Linked DNA regions of Mus musculus: regions 1 and 3 are each linked to region 2. Evidence: chromatin loops called from intact Hi-C (ENCODE). Cell type or tissue: heart. All regions are shown on one strand.

Region 1 (8,000 bases), 110 kb before region 2:
AGCCAGTCTTGTAGTCAGTGTCCTAGGACCCCACTCAGTGGTTCCAGTCGCCTCTGAATGGCCTGTGTCACTGTGAGCAGGACACTAGCTCACCTGCAGTGAATGTGTACCGGCCGACTCTGGCCACTGCTTCCAGGGTGGAATCTGCGGGGTTGAGTGAGACGCTGTAAGCGGAGCCGATTATGCCTGTGGGAGGGAGGGAGAGAGGGTTGAGGTTGTTGGGATGCCTTTCCAGGATACAGCAGAACTCAAATCCAGGGCCACGGCTGCTAGGCCAGAGCCCAATACCTAAGGCAGAGCCCTGCCCCAGTGGGTTGATGCTGGTCCACGACCCCTGACCCAGACCTCCAGCCATCAATATGCAGCTGCCACAGTGCCTCCTCCAGGCTCATCAAAGGCCATAGTTTCCAAGGGTCTGGGACCTCGGCCTAATCCAGTTTGGCAGCAATGGGTCTCAGGATGCCAATCCTTCCACGTGCCGGCAGCTCGGCCCAGACGTGTCCCTACATCTGGCTGGCTCCATTCCTCCCACGCCAACCCCACTGCCACACCAGTCAGCTTTTCCATCTCCTCCACCCCCTGCCTCTCCAGAGTTTACACCATAGTTTACATAGCAAGCTGGGGCCAAGGTGGGTGCTAAGTCAGGAGCCCAGGCCTTGGTGGGCTGCAGAGCAAGCATCACAATCAGGCCAGACCAGGCATAAGCAGCCCCACACCACTCCATTGTGCAAAGCTCTCTGGGGAAGCTGACACAGGATCCTTGCTACAGGGGCGACAAGACCCACTACTGCCCCTCACCCTCCAGGCTGGATGAATTCTGTTGTTATTCCTTCCATCGGAGTTGAAGTGGCCCAGAAAAGTAGCCCAAGGTGGCCCAGCATAGCTGGTCATGGGGCAGTGGGTCTGGCCCCTCAACTCTTCTCCAGCCTCTGGGGATGTCACACACACCCTTCCTGGTGAGCTCTGGAGCTCTGATTTGAGCACCGAGCACTTACAGATCTTGAGTTTCAGTATCAACACAGACTGAAGACCCTAGCAGGGCCTCAAAGATGAGGCTGGGCACTGGGCTGGAGGCCTTGAAGACATTGTAGCTCCCCAGCCCAGCCATCCCTTTGCCTCAGCATCACTGTGGCTTCTGTGTACACGCACAGGGTGCGAGAAAGCTCACACGGGAACCCAACCTCACTGTTGGAGGTTGCTGAAATGTCTTTCCCAGATGCAGCAGGACTTGAACCCAGGGGCACTGGGATTCTTGATGGGGACTGGTGAGGCCACAGGGACCCTGGGTGACTTTGGTGACCACACCTAACAAGCCAGATGTCATGGGACCCAGAGTGACTGCCCTTCACCATCTAACTGCTCCCTTGTGGTGATTCTCCCATGGCCCAGCCAAACCACAGCCAAGCCTCAGCACCACCTGTAACATGGGACCCTCCAGGAGTACCACCTGCAGCATGGGACCCTCCAGGAGTACCACCTGCAGCATGGGACCCTCCAGGAGCACCACCTGCAGCATGGGACCCTCCAGGAGCACCTCCTGCAACATGGGACCCTCCAAGAGCACCACCTACAGCATGGAGCGCCTCCAGGAGCACCAGCTGCAGCACGGGACCCTCCAGGAGCACCAGCTGCAGCATGGAACCTCCAGGTGCAGCTGCGCCCAGGAGCTATCCATTCCTAACTGCTGTGCCGGCAGGGCAGGAATTCATTCATTCATTCATTCATTCACTCACTGTGTTGCACAAGCCACGTTCATTTATTCATCCATCCTTCCACTGAGGCCCCAAAGACCTCCCTCATTCAATTGTGAGTTCCACCACGCCTCCAAGTTGCTAGATCCTGCTGGGAAGGCAGGGTCACTGCCTTTCTGCAATATCCCCCTTAGGGGAGCCAAGCAGGGAGCTTGGGAACAAAGGAGTTAGGACACAGGGAAGAATTTTCAAAGCTGACATAATTGTCCACTTCCTCCCTCAGTAGCTCTGACATGGCACCTCTGGCAAGGGCCTGCCTACTCTCCACATCTACCCAAGACAGACTCCAGCCAGACACCAAGAGTGCACACAGTCCTCCTCTGGATCAACACCCATGTTCTCTCCATGGCCTCCCTCACAGAGATCTGCCTGCCTTGCCCCCCAAGTTCTGGGCTCAAAGGCATGCACCACCACGACTAGGCTTGTTCTGTCTGTTTTAAAATCCCCCAATCACCTGACCCTACAACACCTGCTTTGTGGGAGCAAAGCCTTGGGTAAACTCATGAATGTGAGGCCTGTGGACACACCAGAAATATATGACTGAATGAGGCCTTGAGGGATAGCATAAGTGAGTGAATGAACTAGGCATGAGGGGGCACCTTAAGAGTCTCAAATGCCAAAGGTAACCCCATGACAGCCTTAAAAGGACATCTGACCTTCCAAACAAGTGTGCCCTATTTGGAATCTTCCAGAATCAGGTCCTCATGATGATGCATACTTTTAATCTGGGAATTCAGGAGGCAGAGGCGGGACACTTTCTTTGAATCCCAAGCCAGCCTGGGTTACATAGGGAGATCATGTCCAAAATAATAGTAAATCATGCTGGAGAGATGGCTCTCTCTCAGTCCTGGAGAAATAGAACAGCCCTTCCACATTACCTGGGTTCAACTCTCAGGCCCCACACGGGCACCTCACAACTGTCTGCAGCTCCAATTCCAGAGAATCGGACACACAAGACATACAGGTAACACACCAATGAGCGTAAGACAAAACTAAATCACTTTAAATCATTTAAAAATAAGAGCAAATTAATAGGTTCCGTGGTGGCGGAAAATAGAAACAAAACAAAACAAAACAAAAATAACAAAAACATCTTCCAGAGGCTAGATTGGGGTGTAGCCCTGTCATCCCAGCACTCGGGCAGCTGAGGCAGGAGGATCATGCAGGCCAGACTGGAGACAGGAGAATCAAGACCTCAAGGCCATCCTCCGCTACACAGAGGGTTTGCAGTCTTGCCAAGGCAACCCTAGAACTTGTCTTCAAAAACTCCGATGACCCGATCACCCCTTAACCCTAAAAACTCCTGACGACGCTGAAATGACCTTCACATTTTCTCCAGCTTTTGCTCCCTGATATTGACCTACGACCTCTGAAGCCCCTAGGCACTGACGAGTCTACGCCCCTCAAAAGTCTCAACCTCTTCCGCCTTTACAGCCATTGCGCCCCGGCGCCCCAGGGACCTCCGCGCGCCCTCTGACCTTTGCTTCCAGACCTCCGCCCTCCGCCCGCCCACCGGCCCGCGCTCACCGCAAATGCCGCCTAAGGCCGTGGTGATGTAGGTCTTGCGATGACACTGGGTGCCGTCGGGGACCTCATGGTAAGATTCAAAGAACCGCTTCACCATCGCCATACCTAGCTGGGCTTGCTCGGCCGACCCTAAAGCGTCTGGGCGAACTCAAGGGTAGCCGGCTAGGTCAACTCTCGCGAGGTTTCCAGCGCGCAACTTTATTGAACGCCTTGGACGCAGACAAGGCGTGCGCGCATGCGCGCAGTGCAGGTTTGTACCGAGGTCTTATTAATCCCGTAGCAAGATCTGTGTCGTGCTCGGTCCACAAGTGAATCTGGACAGAGACGCCCGTGACGTCAGGAAAGGTAAACTGAGGCCATGAAGAAAAACGCCTCCAGCCCTAGCGAAGACGAGGTTTCTAGTACGGAGAATGTTGATAGTGCATCCAAGGATGGGATTGACAGGTCGCAGGACAGCCATTACACTGTCAGGCAGGTCAGCGATCGAAACTAACAGAAGGTAGGACAATCGCAGGGCAGATATTACAGCGCGAGGCTAGTGATACCCTAGTTAGCCGGAGCTGCACGGACGCGGCGGGACACAGCGCAAAAGCGGTTGGCTCGTCAGGGATCCGGACTGTGTAGGGGTGTGGTTTCATGCCCATCTCAATCAGGACCGCGTGTAACTATTTGGGGGCGTGGCCAGGCTGGGGGCAAGGGGACCAATCGTGAGGATTTAGCGTGAGGATTATAATTGACGGAGACCAGGCCCACTCTGCTTTGGTTTTAAGTCCTCGCTGCACTCGCAGGCACAGCCACACTCAGGAGCTGGTCCTGAAAGGGACGTGAACATTGGCTACGGGGCGTGGCCGCACTTAGTCCTGCCCCTGGTAGAAACGTGGCCAATAGTGAGAGCCCAAGAGGAAGCACACGCCTTCCTCCGGGGGGCGTGTCTTTCTTGACGTCACTTCGAAGTTGGGCGGGGCCTCTTGAGAAGGTTTAAATTAATGCAGCGGCAGCCTGGCAGCTGCATGTGAGGGAGGGGGTGGGGGGTGGGGGTCGGGCTCAGGGGCGGGGCTTCTTGCGTTGTGGGCGTGACCCGACAGGGCGGGGTGGGGCCTGCACGGCAGCCGGGGGCCATGTCTGCGCCGCCACCTCTGCAGATCCGGGAGGCGAACGCGCACCTGGCCGCCGTGCACCGACGCGCAGCGGAGCTGGAGAGGCGGCTGCTGGCGGCTGAGCGCACGATTGGTGCGCAGGCCGAGCGCCTGGCCTGCCACGACCAGCACCTGCGCGCCGCCCTGGATGAGCTGGGTCGCGCCAAGGACCGGTGAGGCCCTGGAGGAGGCCCGGCGGACATCCCAAAGGAGGCGGGTGGAAAGGGCTGGGAACCGAGAGCAAAAATTTCCGGAGCACTAAATGCCCGGCATCACAGCACTAGGAGGGCTGAGACTGGAGGATCAGGAGTTCGGGCCATCCTCGACTACATGGGGACTTTAGAGTATAGCCTGGGTTACTTGAGAGCATTTCAAACTGTTAAAATGAAGCCAGCTGTCCCACCCACAAGGCCGAGTCTGCCGGTAGGTGCAAGAGTATTGTGTCTGATGATCGAAGGAAGCTGCTGGGTAGGGGCCCACATCGGTAGACAAAGGCACAGAACACCCCTATATAGAATAGTCAGATCTGTGACAACCATTTGTGACCATGCGGAAGTCCTACCGAAGGACACACAAAACTGGCACTGTTTTGTTTTTTGAGAGAAGGCTGGCCTTAAAGGCACTATGTAGCTTTCAACCCCTGATCCTTCTGCCTCCATCTCTCGAGTGCTGGGATGACAGAGCGCCAGGCCTGCTGTGGGGCTGAGGGTGCTTTACCAATGACATCAATGGCTCTGTGTATAAAGACACTCGCCACTAAGAATGACAAAGAATTTGATCCCATGGGGCAGGAGGAGCGAACCAACTCTTGAAAATTGTACCTTGACTTCCACATGTTTGCTGTCACATGTGTGCGCCTATGCACATAAACAAGCACACAAAGAAGTAGTGCAGGAGGAGACATAGGGAGTCTCAGAGGATTCTGGAGCAGGTAGATGCCCCCACCCCCACCCCCTGTAGGTAACTACCTTATTTGGTCCTCTTACCAGGGAGATATCTGCCCTCCAAGAGCAGCTGCTGAGCTCTGAGGCCACAGTTCGCAGCCTGCAGGCCGCAGTGGACCAGAGGGACCAGATGATCCAGCAGCTACAGCCTCGGGCTGACCTGCTGCAGGACATCACTCGCCACCGACCACCCCTGGCCGCACTGTTGGCCACCCTGGAGGAGGCAGAGGAACTGGGCCCCTTGCCGGCCAGCCACAGCCATAGGGCCCAGCTACTTCCTGATGGGCCTGGCCCACCCCTGGGCAACAACATGGGAAAGGAGGAGGGCCAGGACGACCAGGACGACCAGCAGCCTGCTGTGTTTGGGACCACGGTGTGAGCTGTCCTGACAGATCTCAGAATCTGTGGTCACGGCCCCATGGGGATTCCACTCTTAGAGTCCTGGACATCACCTAGAGGGGTCTTGAGACATTACCCGGATCCCATCTAAACATCACAACAAGTGAAAACTCAAGATCTCATTTAAACCCCCCCCCCCCCCCCAGTGCTGGAGTATCTGCTACATTCCACTGGTTTTAAATAGTTTCAAAAACAAATGAAGGTAAGGGTGGTAACTCTGGGAGGAGCATTCTCCACCAGGCATACACAAAGCCCAAGCCAGACAGGCACCCCAGCATCAGTGAGATGGTGGGGACTGACCCTGAAACCTCGGTGTTTCCTGTTTGGGACAGGGTCCCAGGTAGCCAGGCTTGCTGTCTCAGGAGTGTGGCATGGATCCCTGCTAGGCTGACAGGCTCCCACTACAGGCCCTGCCTGTGGGGAGTTTGTCTTTTTGCTTGAGATGGGGTCTCTCTCTATAACCCAGGCTTCCCTTGAATCCTCCTTCCAAGTACTTGGAATCTAGATGTGAGCCACCGTGCCCTGCTGATGGGAGCACTCCCTACCTTTCTTTCTACTCACTCTTGTGCCTCCTGAACCATCCTTAATGCCAAGACAAATCATTAATCTTGGATCTCTCTCCCATAGCTCTACCCTTCTAGGAAGAACAAGTGGGTTGAGACACCACAACCCAGAGTGCCTCAATGTCTTTCCCTGATTCCACACTCAGTTCCTTGACACTCAGGTCTCTCTCAAATGCCCCCTTCTGGAGGGGCCTTCCAACCAGCATCTCTGAAGTCATTCCTGCCAGCTGGTCACTGCCCTGTACTGTGATTGTTTGGTCTAGTTTTTCTGAAGCTTAGTCTTATGTAGCTCAGGCTGGCCTCTAAAATTTTTATGTAGCTCAAGCTGGATTTAAACTTTTGATCCTCCTGCTTCAGCATCTCCAGTGCTAGTATGACAGGCTTTGTGCAAACACCCACAGCCCCATCCTGGGACCACCTTTTCAGTGGGAAGGCAGTGGCTATGAAGCAGGGAATTTTGTCTTCTGTCTCCATCAGTGCCTAGCACAGCCCGGGAGGCCCTGCCTTAGCCAGGAGCCTTCTGGATACCTGATAAGCCCTTTCCTGGTTTCCAGGGACAATGATGTTTTTGTAGCAAGACGCCTTTTTGATACCCTAAGAGAATCTATTTTTTAAATCCTGGTTTCTGTGCTGCCTAGAGCCTATGATGGTGAGGGTGCATTGCCCTTGTTAGAGCAGTGAGAGGAAGGGGCCCCACAAGCCCTTGCACCCAGAGGTGGTGTCTGTTGAATTCCATGACCTGTGCGCTCAGGGAAATTGTCCTTGAGCAGCCACCAAGATAGAAGGTAGGGGGTGTTCGAAACAGAAGGGCCTCCAGCCATCCAGTCTACCCAGAGTCTGACATGGACCCTCAGTGTGGGAGACAGAGGCCCATTTTTTCTTGGGGATGGAGGAAAGAAGGGAGCTATCTGTATAGAAGGCAGACTAGGGCCTGTCTGCACCAGAATAAATTGGCTATTTCTCAACCTGGACTCTACCTTTTTTCCTGTTGTGGGGTAGCACGCTGCTAGGCCTTATACATACTTTACAGCGGAGGGGGCTGGAGTTAGCCAGCTGTCCTGCAGCTTCCATGTTCAAGTTATTCCCAGAGACAATTGAAACTCAGCCCGAAGAAGTGAAGGAAAACTACTTCTCTGCACAACTGAGGCCACTTGCAATTCAGGGGACAAGAGGAATATCGAAACTCATATTACCCAGGCTTTCTAGCCCTCACTAGGGGATTGTAGGTGGAACTCCACGCCCTGACCACACCCCCAGCCCCTCACTGGGGTATGTATCTTGGGTGGGGTCTGTAATGCTAAGCTATCCCTAGCCTTGCATCTTACTGCTAAGACTTGCAATAGCTTGGGCTGTATCTTAGAGCTTGCCAAGGGCTGAGACCATGAAAGGATTCACTGCAGCAACTGTAAGAGTTAATTATGTTTTACATTATAGAAAAGCAATAGTGCCTTGGGTGTGGCGTAACGACATTTGCCTGGCATGCTAAGGCTCTGGGTTCCATTGCCAGCACCAAAATCTGAAAACAATGAGAATTTTCTGCTACTTGCCAATGTTTGGAGCCTAGCAGGCCATCATCTATTTGGGTAGCAAAATGTCACTTCAGCTTCTCATTAACTGAATCATGATGCTGGTTGGCTTGCAACCCCATAATTTTTCTTTCAACATTGAGACAGTTTCACA
Region 2 (8,000 bases):
CCCAGCACTCACCCCGCGTCGCCGGCTGTGTCTCGGCTTACTGACGTTTTTCGTCACCTTGTGGCCCTTGTTGAGGCCCACGGCCATGGGGTAGCGCAGAGCCATGGCTGTGGGCAGCGGGGACAAGACAGCGGCTGAGACACGGTACCTCGGCCCGCGCCCGCCCGCATGCCGGCCCGCAGGGACTCCCCATGGGGCCGGGATGCCCGATGGGGGCAGATGAGCCCCGACGAGGCCCACTTACCTGATGCTCTCCGATGGCGGCCGGGACAGGAAGAACGGCACCGCGCAGAATCCTGGGATATATGCCACTTGCAGGCCTTTCCGGCTAGAGAGACAGGCGCGCTGCGGGCGACCTCTGGTGGCCGGAGGTTCTACGGCACCCGTGAGACCTCGGCTTGGGAATCATCCCTTAGGTTAGGAGTTGGAATGCTGCCTCACACTGTTGTTAGCTGTTGAAGTAATTTAATCTCTGACAATAAAAGTGCTTTTGAGGGGAATGGGCTCTGTAGAGATGTCTCAGAGGTTAAGAGCCCTGTCTGCTCTTCCAGAGGTCCTGATTTCAATTCTCAGTTAACCACATGGTGGCTAATAACCATCTATAATGAGATCTGGTGCCCTCATTTTGCCTGATGGTACACATGCAGGGAGACCGCTGTATACATAATAACTAATTAAATAAACAAATCTTTTTAAAAATGACTTTAAAGAGTGCTTTTAAAATTTTTTGTTTGTGTCGGGCGTGGTGGCGCACACCTTTAATCCAGCACTTGGGAGGCAGAGGCAGGCGAATTTCTGAGTTCGAGGCCAGCCTGGTCTACAGAGTGAGTTCCAGGACAGCCAGGGCTACACAGAGAAACCCTGTCTCGAAAGAGAGAGAGCATGTGCCACTACAAACTTGCAGAGGTCAGAAGTCAGTTTACAGAACTCCGTTTGCCTTCGTCATGGAGGGTTCCGGATCCAACAGATCAATAGATCTGTCACAACAGTCACAACAAATCTGTCCGGATCAATAGACTGATCCTTATGAACTGTTTCGTTGAAGGAGTTTCGCGTCCCCTGGAGGCCTTGGGGTAGAGAGGGCTGCAAATTATCTAGAATCACAGGCTGTGCCCCCTCACTCCTCTCCTTCCTCACTTTTTTTCTGTGAGCTATGGTCTCGTGCAGCCCAGGCTGTCCTGATAATGACAGGCGTGTAACACCCAAGTGCTCCAGCAGCTGAGCTGTACTTGAGCCTCCTCCTCTCCTGCCTCAGCTTCCCACACTCCACGCTCTGTCAGCCTGAGGAATTCCAACAGTAGAGAACATAAGAGAATCCAACTCTCATTACGAAGCAGGGCATGGATGTACCAGGATGCAGTACTCTGGAGGGAGCAGAGGGCAAAACTCGTCAGCAGCACAAGTACTTGGATAAGAGTGGGAGGGGCCAACCCAGATAGGCGGGGCCTGTGGGTAGCATCACCCTGGGATGGAGCTAAGGCCCTCGTGGGGATCCTCAGCCTGCGTGCCAAGAGGGTCCACTCTGGTACCCTAGGGTGGCTGTGCTGATGATCAGGCCTGAGAAGAGTCCAAAGAAGGTAGGAATAGGTCCTAGAACACAGGAGGGAGAGGAAACTTGAGCAGGAGCCGGGGCGAGGCAAAGCTGGGCAGGGGCGGAGCTTAAGACAGAAAGAGGGAATGGAGGAGAGGGGGCGGAGCCAATCTGGGCAGGGGCGGGGTCTTTTACGCAAGAGGGAGGGGAAATGAGCAGGACCTGCTGTCCAAACCAAGGTGGGGGTGGGGTGGGGTGGTAGAACACAGCAGGGGCTGGACTTGAATGCAGGAGGGAGGCTAAACTTGAGTGGGAGCTGAGGGCAGAGACCAAGAAGGGCAAGGGCGGGGCCTAGTATCCAAGAGGCAAGCCTCTGGCCCATGGGGAGTAGGTATTTCTTGATGCCCAGGGCGCCATCCTCCAATGTCCCCCTATATTTGCAGGTACACAGAGTATTTTGCTGTATCTCTATCACTGCAGTTTCTGTTAACAAGCACACACTGAAAGGTATATTCCTGTTGACATTTAGCCAGGGAAGAAACAGCCTCAGGTCTGGAACAAGTTATAAGGAAGTTGGATGAAGAAAGTGCTCTCAAGTTCTCCCATTCTTCCCTCCCACTCACACTCACTTCCTACCCCCATCCCAGCCCTGCACCCACACACAGGGAGGCTCGCCTTCCGTGTGTGAGCCTTAGTGGGACATAATGAAGATGTCCTGCTGCCAACATCCTTCCTTCTTCCTCAGACCACTCACTCTGGTCATTCTGGGAGTGGGGGGAAAACAAAGCCCTGGGCCCCTTAAAGGGTCCTCCAGGAGCCAGTCCAAACTGCCCAGTCTGCTCAGCTTTGTCCCAGGTCCTGGGCCTGTGCACTGGCTGAGTTCTTGCTTGGACGCTCTTCCCTAAAACTTACTTCTTTCAAATCTTAGGTCCAAAGATACACTGTCTAAGCGCTACTGGCAATGCCACATGCTACCTTGCCATGTTCTAGGCTCCTCTCACCCATTCTTAGTCATGAGGGTTGGTTTATTTTAGTTCTGGGTGAAAAGGAGAAAATGTCACCATAGACACTGGACATGTCTGTAAAAGCAGGAATGAGGAGGCCCAGGCAGGAGAATTCAGCTTTGGTCCATATGAGTTCCAGACCAATCACGTACAAAGAATAAGACCCCGTCTAAAAAAGAAAAAAACCCACAAAGCTGGGTGATGGTGGAACACACTTTAATACCAACACTTAAGAGGCAGATGCAGGCAGAGCTGTGAGTTCGAGGCCAGCCTGGGCCACAAAGTGAGTTCCAGGACAGCCAGGACTGTTAGACAAACCTTGCCTCAAAACAAGCAAGCAAACAATAACCAACCAAAGGCAAACCAAACCAAACCCAACACAAAAATAAGTAATAAAGAAATAAAGTTGTGTGTGGGGGGGGTCTTGTGTATGGTTGAATCGGAATGACCCCTACAGTTTCATGTATTTGAATGCTTGGTCCCCATTTGGTAGAACTGTTTGGCAAGGATTAGGAGATAAGTTTTCTTGGGGCAGGGGTGACAGTGGTGTGGACTTTAAGGTTTCAAAAGCCCACACAATACCCTGTAGTCTCTTTCAGCTTATGAGCCACAATGTAAGCTCTCAGCTGCTGCTCCAGCGCCATCCCGGTTTGCCTGCTGTCATGCTCCGCGTTACGATGGTCATGGTCCTCTGAAACTGGAAGCAGAAAACTTTTCCTTCTATTGAGTTGCCTTGGCCATGGTGCTTTGTCAGGACAACTGAGAAGTAATTAGGACAATAGGTCTCCATAGACAATTACAAGGCATCCATGCATCCATGGTGCACATCTGCTCAAGCTCACCTTGCAACCGAACAGGGATCTACATGATGTCCACTTGGCCGCTAACCCCTCCTGCGGCACTTCGCACCCCAGTGTGGCTCCTTGTACTCCGGACCACCCACCGCCAACCCGTTCTCACATGACCCCAAGACTTCTACCCGGCAGGGATCCTCCAGCGCCTTGGCCTTGGCAAGTCAACAACCTTGGCAAGCGTCCATCTCACAGGCCATCTGTAGCCTCTCCAAGCTTCCTAGGTTAGAGCCACACCCCTAACCGCTCACGTGAACCAAAGGCCTGCTTCTCTGGAACAATCCAGCCCTCGCGTTGCCGTGGTAACCATCACTTAGGCTTGCTTCACCTGGGGGACACTCAATTCTCCGCGCGGGCGCGGGGAATCCGACCAGTGTCTTCCGAGGGCTCGTCTCTGTCGTGCCTCCAGACTACATTTCCCAGGAGCCTTCGCGGCCTAGCCCTTCTTTGGTCTTCCGCCTAACTAATACATTTCCCAGAAAGAATTGCGGCAGCCACGGACCTCGACCTACAAGAGTCTAACTCCATTGCGGCTGACAGCGACCACTACATTTCCCAGGAGTCTCAGCAGCGACACCAACCGGAAGCGGCGGGCGAATTACTTGTCCTTGCGCGGCGAGTGAAGCGAGAGACTAACCATGGTGGCTCGAGTGTGGTCGCTAATGAGGTGCGTGGACAATCGTGGAGGCCCTGAGAAAGTTCGGGGCTGTAGGCATCTCTGCCTCGTGGCTTAGGGTCCTGCGACGGCTCACTTCCGGTTGTTACGGACCTTTCTCACGGTCTGTGTAGGGAAACTGGCTTCAGCCAGCCCTTATCACCCTACTGCTTCAATTTACTCTTAGGTGCAATTCAGATGCGTAGGCAATCCTGCCCATCTCCCTCCGTAGCTGACTTGAGTAACTTGCGGGGAAGCTCCGCCAGACACCCTGGAAGGTTTTGTACCAGGGATCTTGAGTGTCCATTATCCTTTGCAGGGTTTCGAATGACCCACCCTGTCTCTCTTTAAGACTCCGTTTACTGCTAAAAGTCGTGTCACAAAGGCAAATGAAATGATCAACTGGCCGGGAGTGGTGGCACACGCCTTTAATCCCAGCACTTAGGAGGCAGAGGCAGTCGGATTTCTGAGTTCGAGGCCAGCCAGGTCTACAGAGTGAGTTCCAGGACAGCCAGGGCTACACAGAAACCCTGTCTCGAAAAACAAAACAACAACAACAAAAAATGATCAACTGTCTGATCTCTGAGATCCTGCCCCCCACAGCGTCTCCCTTCATGTATTCCTGAAGGTTCCTCATTAAGGGAAGTGTGGCTGGAGGAGCAGTCTACCTTGTTTATGACCAGGAGCTGCTGGGGCCTAGTGACAAGAGTGAGGCTGCCCTGCGGAAGGCCGAGGAGGTTGTGCCACCAGCAATGTACCAGTTCAGCCAATATGTGTGCCAGCAGACAGGTCTGGAGATGCCACAGGTACCTTGGCTGGGAGTGGGTGGCCTACAGGTTGCTTCTGGGTGTCCTTGGGGCCTCCTCCACCCCTGCTTGGTGGAGTTTTGTGTTTCTGGGTTTGGGAGACAAGGCTGTGACCTGTTTCCCGTGTCAGCCCGTGTTCCTCTTTCTTCCCAGCTCCCAACCCCTCCAAAGATTAAATTTCCAAACTTCCGTGATTCCTGGAACTCAGGTAGGCCCCTATGCCCCTGCTTGGGGGGATGCCTGGGCACCCCAGCCTCTCTCCCAGCCCTGTTTACCTCATTGACCCTTTCTACTCCTCCATGTTTTCCTGTTTGTGTGCCTGTATATCACCTATGGAACTAAGTAGAAAGGACTGGGTATGGTGGCCCATGATTGTGACTTTAGTATTTGGGAGGCCGAGGCAGGAAAATTGTAGTTTCAAGGCCAGCTTGATCTATAGCCAGGACTACACAGGGACATCCTTTCTCAAAAATAGGAAAAACAAAATACTTAAAAAAACCCTAAGGGGTTGGGGTTGTAGATCAGTGGTAAAGATCTTTCCTAGCATGCATAAAGCTCTGGGTCCTGTCGTCAGCACCCCATAAATCAGGCATGGTGTTTGTAGGTCTGTCATCTCAGCACTCAGTGCAGGCAAGAGAATGAAGGATTTCAGGGTCATCTTTGACTACATAGGGAATTCCAGGCCATATGGGATATATGAGACCTTGTCTCCACAAAGAAAAGCTGGATATTGTTATACACACCTATAATCTCAGCACTGGGAAGAGCTGAGGCAGAAGGACTGAGAGTTTGAGGATAACCTTGGAATATATTAGTGAGATGAAACCTTTTAAAACAGAGCATAGGGAAGGGGTTGTGGTTTAGATCCACACTGGAACTTGTCCATCAGGAAAGGCTAGTCCCATTCCTCCTCCATGTACTGCTCTTGCACTCCCCAGGGGTTGGCTGGCTGAGTGGCTCTGGCAAGGTGGGGACCTTATGGCACCTGTGTGCTGTCTCTGCAGGCATCATCTCAGTCATGTCAGCCTTGTCGGTGGCCCCCTCCAAGGCCCGAGAATACTCCAAGGAGGGCTGGGAGTACCTCAAGGAACACAGCAAGTAATGGATGCCACCTGCCCCAGCATTATGGGGGTCAAGACCAGGATGGCAGAGACATCCCAGTGGGGACCTCACTCTGAGGGCAGCTTCCAGCATTGCTGGCCCAATAAAGGACTTGGGAATGGTCCCCAGCCGGTTTTCTGGTGGGGGGGGGATGTAGAGCCTTTGCTTTATGGGCAGAGTCCTGGCTAACAGGGATCTCTATGTTCCAGATGTAATGTTTGGAGCCCAGAAAGATTTTAGTTTTAGTTTTTTGTTTTAACTTTTAAAAATTTTGTGTGATAAAAACCATGACCAGAAGTAGCTTGGATAGGAAAGGGTTTATTTCAGCTTGTTACTCTCAGGTCATTCTCCATCACTAAGGGAAGTTAGGGCAGGAATCTGGAGGCAGGACTGAAGTAGAGGCCATGGAAAATTAGTTTATAGGCTTGTTCTCCATGGTTTGCTCAGCCTGCTTTCTAATAACACCCAGGACCACCTACCCATAGTCATCAATCAAGAAAGTGTCCCACAGTCCAATCTGACGGAGGCATTTTCTTAACTTAGTGCTTGTGTGGGTGTGCTTGTATATACACACTGGCACTGTCTGTTGTGAGCTCTCCATCATGGGTGCTAGGATCTGAACTAGCCATGGAACCATTCTTCCAGCCTGTACAATGGAGTAGGTACTGTGGTGCGGGGAGCCTGGACTTGGGGCCCTTAATAGGGGCTTCACTTGCAGTGGACCAGTTCTTTTTGACAGCCCCATTGCCCAAACTAGTCACAGCCACTCAGGACTCCCAGCCTTGCCCCCTGAAGGTCCCTTTTCCTAGGGACCCTGCCCCAGCATTCCTGTCCCATGCTGCACCAGCTGTCTGAGTCCTGAAAGTCTCTATTAGTATATCAGAAGTCTGTGACTGGCAGCCATGCCCAGAAGGGGCTGGAGTCATGGAGAACAGTGGCCAAGGTGTGAGGACTCCAGGCCTAGCCTCTGCCACATGGAGTTCTGCAGATTGTTATGTGACCACATCCAACAGGATATAAGCCACTTTAGGAAACAGCCCATTACTCTTAACGGTGTTCCCAGAGGCTGGGTGGCTGGATGGACACAGGACTGTCAGGCTCACCCTGGTCTGTGAAGGCATATAGCATTGAGCTTATGGGATCACACTAAGTCCAGAAAAGCTGGTGACATGTCTTAAAACTAAAACCAGGGGCTACCTCTGCCTGTGACCCAGAGTCCTATGTAGGCCCTGCACTTCTGCCCTATACTTGTCTGTGGCCCCCTCCAGGACCACTCTCAGCAATTCGAACCTCAATACCAGTAGCAGGTATGCTATGTCAGACACAGTAAGGAGCATAGCTGGCCCCAAGCCTGAGCTCACTTGTGTCACACAGAATTGAATAGGCATCACCTCTGGCTGATGGTAGAGTGCCACTTTCCTCATGGAAATGAGAGGTTGAAAGTCTGAAGTAAAGGGCACTTAAACAGAAACACCTTTATTACAAAAACAAAACAAAACAAAACACGAACAAAAATGAAAACAAATTCACATCGTAACAAGCTACAATATGGCAGCAGATAAAAAAAAAATTCCTTTGTACAATGGTGGGAGGGAAGTCCTGATAGGACTTGAAGGTCACGGTTGGGTGGCTTAGGTGCTCAATAGCGGCGGGTGAAGCGGGCATCACTGGGTCTGCTTCCCCGGCTCTGTCCTCCAAAGCCTGCCTGCATCCCTCCACGTGGGATCACATGGCCACGAGAAGCTCCTCCTGGGGCAAAACTGCCTCGCCTAAGGAGAAGCAGAGGACTGTTAGGTCCTGAGGTCAAAACTTAGTCAGTGGTCCCCAATCAACCACTGCAGAGCAAAACTGCCTCTGCTTGGTTGGCAGTGTGGCACTCACCCTGACATGCCACCACGGTTCATCATGTGACCAGGCCCCGAGTGGCCAGACATGCTCCTCTCACCACCTGCAAGACAAAACACAAGTCCAAGTGGGCAGTTTGGCAAGTATGGAGTCAACAATCTCCACTGGCTTCAGCCAGCTCCACTTCATCACAGCCTTGATCCCCGC
Region 3 (8,000 bases), 400 kb before region 2:
GTTGCCATGGCAACTCGGCCTCCGTTCCCGCTTCTTGGACACATTTACGCTTGCGCAAGAGGATCGAGTTCGCGTCTACCAGGAGACTCCATTTCCACCCTACCCAGGATGCTCCGCGGTGCCTGCGTCGTGACGTCACGACGGGCGTGTCTACACGTGACTTTTCCGTGGTATATAAACAGAGAACGCCGCCAAAAGGTGGCTTTCTCTCCGAAGCTGGTGATCTAGAGTAGTTACAGCGGCTGCGCTCTTCTCGGTGTGGCAGCTCAACTTCCGGGTCAGGCTCTAACGCATGCGCAGAGAGTTAGGTCTCTTTTTCTCGTCTTCCAGCATTCTCCGAGACTTAAGGATTTGGAAATCCAAAGCACAGCATCACACTAACGTGACAACCAGGAAAGGTGCCTTCCCTTTCCTGGAGCCGAGGGACACAACGAAGTTCATCCCGTCAGGCCGACCGGGAGCAGCTTGAGCAACGGCCATGGCGGCTCTAGTGAGTATGAATGAGGTGGGGACAGAGGTGTCGCAGAACAGACCCCGCGCCCTCTCCTCGCCTTACAGACCCCTGCTCTCTTGCAGGGCTCCAGCAGCCAGAATGTCACCGAGTACGTCGTCCGAGTCCCCAAGTAAGTCCCCGTCCACCCACACTCCAGAACCTCGGCCCTGTGTTCCCCTGCCACCCCGTCCAAGACACAGTAACAGTTACCCCTTGGTAGTTAATGTCAGGGGTCGGTGACTTTGCCCTGAGTCAGACGGGTCAGGTCAGACATGGTGACTGCCTTTAATCTCAGCACTTGGGAAGCAGATGTAAGAGAATTTCTGTGAGTTCGCAGCCAGCCAGGTCTGTATAGTGAGTTCCAGGACAGCCAGGGCTACATAGTCGGGTCCTGTCCCAAAATAAAAGAAAACCCCAAACTGGTCACAGGTGGTATACATCCTGTTTTTTTGTGCCAAGTGCCATGTCCCTCAACTTCTAACTTTATTTTAGGTGGGTACATGCTAGGCAAGTACTCCACCACCGAGCCACACCCAGCCCCCTCTTAAGTTTTGTTTATTTTGAAGACAAGAGTCTTACTGTGTAGTTCAGATGGTTTGATCAGGCTGGCTTTGAACCCACTCAGATCCATTAAGACCCTTGCCTGCCTGCCCTTCTTTCTACATAGGGGTCCTCCGCACTTTTGGTTCCTTTTTTCTTTTTTTCTCTTTTGGTTTTTCGAGACAGGGTTTCTCTGTGTAGCCCTGGCTGTCCTGGAACTCACCTTGTAGACCAGGCTGGCCTCGAACTCAGAAATCCACCTGCCTCTGCCTCCCAAGTGCTGGGATTAAAGGCATGTGCCAACTCTGCCTGGTGGTCCCTTTGTTTCTTGAAGATTTAATTTATTATCTATGTGTATGAATGTTCTCTCTTGTCTCTCCTCTCTCACTCTCGCTCTTGCTCTCGCTCTCACTCTTTCTGTATGTGATGCTGTAAGAGAGCCTAGTGTCTGTGGATCTTTATCTGATGGGGTTGGGTTGGATGAGATGGATCTTGATTCTTTAAAACAAAACAAAACAAAACCCCTGAAAAACTAGAGCGTGGTTCTCAACTTGCAGGTTGCCTAAGACCATCGGAAAACACAGATATTTACATGACCATTTATAGCTTACAGTTGTGAACTAAACAAAAATAATTTTATGATTGGGTCACCGCAGCATGAGGAGATGTATTAGAGGGTCAGAGCTTTAGAACCATTGCTCTGGAGTCTTTTATGAGTTCCCAGAATTACCTACAACCAAGGGTGTAAAGCATAGATTTGTTGAATGAATAATCAATAGATTGAATAGTTTCTTGCCCATTCCAGGAACACAGCCAAAAGATACAACATAATGGCTTTTAATGCAGCCGATAAAGTCAACTTTGCTACCTGGAACCAGGTAAGTGGGTGATTCTGGGTGGCTGGGGCAGGGACCTAACCCTGGGCTGGTGACTATGTATAGTAATAACTTTACTGAAACGATGGTGCCCACACCTGTGGCTCCAGCAGATTTGTGATTCCAGCCATTTGGTGGCTGAGGCAGAAAGACTGAGTGTTTTAGACCAGCTTGTGCTACATAAATCCTAGCTCCAAAGAAAAGAAGTGCAAAGCAAAGCAAAGCATGTCAGAGGATGTGGTTCAGTCAGTAGAGCACGAATCTAGCATATATGAGGCCAAGCTGGATCCCCAGCGCCATGTATACTAGCCATGGTGGCACACGCCTGTCATCCCAGCACGGGAAGGGGGTAGGACCTCAAACTGAAGATGATCCTTGCCTGCACAGTAAAGCCCACGATACATATAGACGGTGTCTTTTTTTTTTTTTTTAATGGTTTTTCAAGACGGGGTTTCTCTGTGTAGCCCTGGCTGTCCTGAAACTCACTTTGTAGATCAGGCTGGCCTCCAACTCAGAAATCCACCTGCCTCTGCCTCCCAAGTGTTGGGATTAAAGGTGTGCGCCACCACTTGCCAGCCACAGACCATGTCTTAAAAAAGTAAAGTAGTGGGTAGCAAGATAACTCAGTGAGCAAAGAGGTGGCTCCAAGTGTGTCCTTGGATCTCATACAGGCAATGTCATGTACAACCTCCACAAAAAGAAATACACTTTAAAAGTTTGGGGTTTTTGTTTTTAAGAAAAAGCCAGCTGGCCGTAGTGGCACATACCTTTACTGCCAGTTCGAAAGCAGCAGAGTCAGTGGATCTCAGACTTCAAGGCCAGCCTGGTCTGCATGGTGAATTTCACTGTAGTGAGACCCTGTCTCAAAAGGATAAAATGATTCCACAAGATGGGTATAGCCAGAGATACTACTATCCCAGCACCAGGGAGGTAGAGGCAGGAGGATCATAAGTTTGAAGCCAGCCTGGGCTACATAACAGGACTTTCTAGATAATACTAAGAATAAAAAAAAAATGTTAAAGGCCAAAGTTTTAAACTATCCACTCTTTTGGGTGCCATGTTAAAATGTCACTATCTTCATATTGTTGAGGTTGCTCCTGGGCCTTCCTCAGGTGGTCACTATACATCTTTAGTCTCTGTACTCCATGATCTCATGAACCAGTCTGCTTTACTGTTATTGTAGTAAGTCCCACATTCCCTGTGACCAGAGTATTCTGTGTGTGTGATGTTTGTATGCATGTGGGCACGCTGTGCCTGTCAAGGCCAGAGTTGACATCAGGTGTCTTCCATAGTCACTCTACACCATATTTCGATGACATCTGTTGGGCCACTGGTATGTGGGGGATACAGAGTTTGGAGATCAGAGAAGACTTCAGGAGTCACTTCTCACCTTTTGCAGTGTGGGTCCCAGGGCTTGACCTCAAGCCTCGGGCTTGACAGCAAGTACCGTCCCATAGCCTTTCTACGTTGTGTTTTGAGTCAGGGTATCTAACTGAACCTGGGGCTTGCTGACCTGTGAGTTCCAGAGCCCCTCCTGTCTGCACCTCTCTCATGGGGTCTCAGATGCCATGCCCAACTTTGTCTGTGGGTCCTGGGGATCTGAATTCCTGATCCTTGTGCTTGTAAGCCTGCTACCTTACCCAGTGAACCAGTTCCACAGCCCTCTCCCTGGGCAGAGGCAACAGGTGCTCACATCCCTGGCCTTCATGCCACATGGGGAGTCTGCTGGGAGCACATGAAGCCTGGCACAGGGAGACAGAAGAGTATTCCTGCTTCTCCTTCAGGCACGGCTGGAGCGAGATCTGAGCAACAAGAAGATTTACCAGGAAGAAGAGATGCCAGAGTCCGGTGCAGGCAGTGAATTCAACCGCAAGCTTAGGGAGGAGGCGCGCCGGAAGAAGTATGGCATTGTCCTAAAGGAGTTTCGGCCTGAGGACCAGCCTTGGCTACTCCGTGTCAATGGCAAATCAGGACGGAAGTAAGTGATGCTAATGGTGGGAGGGGCCAGCCTGTGTCCCTCCCACATGCATACTTTGGAGGCATCTTCTTTGAGTCTGTAGCCAACAGGATGGTGGTCCCAGTACCACCTCCTTGATAAAGTTTAATCTTGGAGGTAAATCAACTAGATACTGTTGGTCTGGCTCAGCAGCCTGAGTGTGGCCTGGAGATAGGGCCCTGACCCCATGGGCGAGGATACTCCATTGCAAAGAAGGTGGAGTCTGATGGAGCCAGTGACGAGAGTGCTCTATGCATAGTTATTCAGTGAACCAATAGCTGGAGCCTACACAGTGTAAGGCCCTCAGTAGCCATGGGGGATTATAGGCTGGGAGCAGGATACACAGTGCAACATGGCCCAGAATCTGGTAGCAGATGGTGGCCACAAGGTGGCAGGGTGATGTTTGTGCTAGGGAGATGGTAGCACATGCCCTTCTGTCCTAATCATTCCTAGAAGAGCCCAAATGGGAACTGTAGAGAGGGTGGAAGGAGTGCAGGTGGGGTGGGTGGGACCGTGACCTAACCTAGGCTCTCCACAGGTTCAAAGGCATTAAGAAAGGCGGGGTAACAGAGAACACAGCCTACTACATCTTCACACAGTGTGCTGATGGTGCCTTTGAGGCTTTCCCTGTACAGAACTGGTACAATTTCACACCACTGGCCCGACACCGCACACTCACTGCTGAGGAAGCCGAGGAGGAATGGGAGAGGTGAGCCAAAGGTGGTTGTTACAGCTGTGTACGCCCTCAGAGCAAGGCTGCCTGGAGTACTGCTTAGTACTTGCTTGGGCAGACCTCTCTTGCTTGAGTCTTGCCTGGGAGCTGAGTGAAGGCTGGTACCACAGATATGCACAGCCTGGGGGTCCAGGGAGGGGCCTCCTAATGGCAACTTCCTCAGTTCTAGCCTGGGAGGTAGAGACAAAGGCGGGTGCAGGGAGGCTGGGATTGAGAAACTGGGGATGTATAGCATGAGATACCTTGTACACCTGCTGAGGATGGGACCTGTGGGCCCAGAAAGGGCTTCAGGAATGCATGTGGTTTGTGGGGTTGCTCTGTGCTTGCCTACAAGTCTGGACCAGTTCTCAAGGGGCCGGGACTGCAATGTCAAAAGCAGCTCCTCCTCCCACTATGCGTAGTCTTCTTCCGGGCATGCATAGGTGTGGTTCATGGACGGCTCCTTGTCCAGTGAGACCCTGCCCCTTCTCTAAGTAATCCTTGAGATAAATTAACAGTGGGGGGTGTGGGTGGGGGTAGTGTATGCACACATTACCACACAGATGGCAGAAGCAACAAGGACCAGGCATTCAGGTCCATCTTCTGTATTAAGTTTGAAGCCAGCTGTGGTTATATGAGATTTGGTTTCAAAACACCCCAAAACTTGACAGACACAGTAGTACACACCCTTAATCTCAGCACTTTGGTGCACAGGCAACAGGATCTCTGAGTTTGAGGGGTGGTTTATATTCCAAGTTACAGACCAGCTAAGATCACACAATGAGATCCTGTTTTAAAAGGAATTTTAACTGGGCCAAGCCTGGTGGTGCACACCTTTACCCCAGCACTCTAGGATGCAGTGGCATGAGAATCTCTGTGAGTTCAAGGCCAGCCTGGTTTTCATAGTGAGTTCCAAGACAGCTAGGACAATAGAGAGAGATCCTGTTTCACCAAGAAAACAAAACCAAAAACCAAAAACAACCGAACAACCCACCACCTCCAAAGCCATAAAATGTTATTTAGCTAACCAATATAATGGCTGGATATGCCTGGAACAGACCCTGAGTTTGGAGGAGCTAAGATTTGGGGTCTCCAGGGGGCTTAGGTGCACATGGGCCTGAGTCCATCTCAGGGCTCACCCTATATTGTTTCAAGATTTGGGGGTTTGAAATGGCCCAGGCTGTATGCCCTGCCTCTTTCTCTTTCTGTTGCATGTGGTGTGGCTCAGGCTAACTACCCTGCCTTAGCCTCCTTTACAGTGTTTGTGCCTTAATGAGGTTATCCTGTCATGCCCATTTGTCCTGTAAAGAAGGGATGCCCATTTGAGTGTATCGGTCATTATCTTCTACCATCCTCTTTGCCCAAGGAGCTCTTTGCAGTCCCCTACTCCCCACCATCCTCTGCTACACAAAGTACATAGTCACTTGTTCCCATGCAGGAGGAACAAGGTCCTAAACCACTTCAGCATCATGCAGCAGCGGCGGCTCAAGGACCAGGACCAGGATGAAGATGAGGAGGAGAAGGAGAAGCGCAGTCGCAAGAAGCCTAGTGAGCTGCGCATTCATGACCTGGAGGATGACCTGGAAATGTCCTCCGATGCCAGCGATGCCAGTGGTGAAGAGGGTAAGTGGGGACCCAGAGGTCTTAGTTCAGAGACCAGGTGAGTTACCACCACCTGGGAAGCAGCAATGTGTCCCTGTAGAGCTGCCTGCTCAGATACTATTTTTTTGTTTTGTTTTTCGAGACAGGGTTTCTCTGTGTAGCCCTGGCTGTCCTGGAACTCACTTTGTAGACCAGGCTGTCCTCGAACTCAGAAATCCACCTGCCTCTGCCTCTCAAGTGCTGGGATTAAAGGCCTGCGCTACCACTGCCTGGCTCAGATACTTTTTATAAAGGCTTTAGATGCTATGTGACCTGTGTCTTTCCTGTCACTGCTTGAGTACAGTGATGCATGTGGCATCAGCTGTCAGGATTTCCTGGCTAGATGGAATTGCTGCTCATGGGTATAGCCCCTGCCTAGAATCCCCAGTGAGAGCGGCTGGGGGCGTGGCTTGGGTGGAGCCCCTGCTTAGAGTCCCCAGTGAGAGCGGCTGGAGCCCCTGCCCAGCAGAGAGCAGAGATCTGTGCTCATCCAGTCTGAGCTCCTGTGTCTTCCTCTCACAGGCAGCAGAACCTCCAAGGCTAAGAAAAAGGCCCCTGTGACCAAGGCAGGCAGGAAGAAGAAAAAGAAGAAGGGCTCAGATGATGAGGCTTTTGAGGACAGCGATGATGGGGACTTCGAGGGCCAGGAGGTAGACTACATGTCTGATGGCTCCAGGTAAGGCACAGGCAAGGCAGAGATGAGGCAGGGGCAAGGCAGGCCAGGCCTGTGGCCGCCCAACTTTACGGCTTGCCTTTCTCTGCCCTATAGCAGCTCTCCAGATGAGACAGAAGGCAAGCCCAAAGTGCCCCAGCAGGAGGATGGCCCAAAGGGTAGGTGCCAGTTAGGGACCAACCAGTGGGTGGGAGTGCGCTCAGAAGTTGCCACTGCTCACCCATGTGACCTGTGTCCCAGGGGTGGATGAGCAGAGCGAGAGCAGTGAGGAGAGTGAGGAGGAGAAGCCCCCCGAGGAGGACAAGGAGGAGGAAGAAGAGAAGAAGGCCCCTACCCCACAAGAGAAGAAGCGCAGGAAAGGTGGGCGATGATGGCCAGTATACTCCTGGTCCTTTGGCCCTCCCTGCTCATGGGTGCTGATGGGTAGGCTCTGTCTGGGGTCTCTGCTTATGGTCCTTATCTGCCCTGTGCAGACAGCAGTGATGACTCAGACAGCTCAGAAGAGAGCGACATTGACAGTGAGACCTCCTCTGCACTCTTCATGGCGGTAAGTCAGAGCTGGGGGCTTGAGTAGGGCCAGTCTGAGCCTTCACACTCATACCCTAATCTCTGCAGAAGAAGAAGACACCCCCAAAGAGGGAGCGGAAGCCATCGGGGGGGAGTTCAAAGGGCACCAGTCGGCCAGGGACTCCCAGTGCAGAAGCAGCAAGCACCTCTTCTACCCTGCGGGCTGCAGCCAGCAAGCTGGAGCAGGGTGAGTGCCCAGAAAAGCCTGTCACTGGAGAAAGAGCTGCTGGCAGCCACCTGTTGTCCCCGATCTGGGCCCTGCCTGGACGTGACATTACTCTCTCCACCAGGGAAGCGGACGAGTGAGACTCCAGCAGCCAAGCGTCTTCGGATGGACACGGGTCCCCAGAGCCTGTCTGGGAAGTCCACACCCAGCAGCGGGTACGTTCAGACAGGAGCAGGACCATAGGTGGGATTGGGCTAAAGGGACTCTTGTATGACTCCAGCCTCCCTCCCTTCCCCTCCCACAGTGATGTCCAGGTGACAGAGGACGCTGTGCGCCG

What was found. Hi-C counts contacts between places; a loop is a spot of excess contacts. Peaks named below come from ENCODE experiments on the same cell type or tissue, not always from the same donor. Only the 100,000 strongest peaks of a DNase experiment are listed, where the experiment ranks them.
Region 1: a loop joins it to region 2, with 2.0 times the contacts of the local background. A loop is called at or near these places in 3 of 42 quality-filtered maps.
Region 3: a loop joins it to region 2, with 2.8 times the contacts of the local background. A loop is called at or near these places in 2 of 42 quality-filtered maps.

The regions. Positions count from the first base shown.
Region 1 is chr17:56,713,221-56,721,220 of GRCm38, reverse strand. Vmac (vimentin-type intermediate filament associated coiled-coil protein) reads left to right here and starts at 4,300. Exons shown (of 2, transcript NM_178926.3): 1 at 4,300-4,587; 2 at 5,404-7,289. The coding sequence starts at 4,397. The coding sequence ends at 5,737. It overlaps Ndufa11 (NADH:ubiquinone oxidoreductase subunit A11), which reads right to left and starts at 3,459. Exons shown (of 4, transcript NM_027244.1): 1 at 3,279-3,459; 2 at 94-186. The coding sequence starts at 3,381. In heart, no CTCF peak of the experiment used is centred here; DNase peaks (open chromatin) are centred at 441, 3,490, 4,140, 5,637 and 1 weaker place; H3K4me3 peaks cover 4,096 bases; H3K27ac peaks cover 2,716 bases.
Region 2 is chr17:56,605,693-56,613,692 of GRCm38, reverse strand. It overlaps Safb (scaffold attachment factor B), which reads right to left. Exons shown (of 21, transcript NM_001163300.1): 20 at 7,830-7,896; 21 at 7,399-7,717. The coding sequence ends at 7,588. Micos13 (mitochondrial contact site and cristae organizing system subunit 13) reads left to right here and starts at 3,922. Exons shown (of 4, transcript NM_153152.4): 1 at 3,922-4,053; 2 at 4,670-4,847; 3 at 5,001-5,055; 4 at 5,852-6,241. The coding sequence starts at 4,025. The coding sequence ends at 5,949. Rpl36 (ribosomal protein L36) reads right to left here and starts at 298. Exons shown (of 4, transcript NM_018730.3): 1 at 245-298; 2 at 13-107. The coding sequence starts at 105. In heart, a CTCF peak has its summit at 3,967; DNase peaks (open chromatin) are centred at 292, 1,682, 3,862, 4,892 and 1 weaker place; H3K4me3 peaks cover 4,008 bases; H3K27ac peaks cover 3,806 bases.
Region 3 is chr17:57,003,599-57,011,598 of GRCm38, reverse strand. It overlaps Gtf2f1 (general transcription factor IIF, polypeptide 1), which reads left to right and starts at 311. Exons shown (of 13, transcript NM_133801.2): 1 at 311-490; 2 at 577-623; 3 at 1,839-1,911; 4 at 3,693-3,886; 5 at 4,443-4,613; 6 at 6,055-6,239; 7 at 6,780-6,933; 8 at 7,027-7,088; 9 at 7,171-7,290; 10 at 7,404-7,477; 11 at 7,546-7,684; 12 at 7,788-7,878; 13 at 7,968-8,000. The coding sequence starts at 479. In heart, CTCF peaks have their summits at 222 and 4,286 (motif pointing right); a DNase peak (open chromatin) is centred at 78; H3K4me3 peaks cover 1,486 bases; H3K27ac peaks cover 1,702 bases.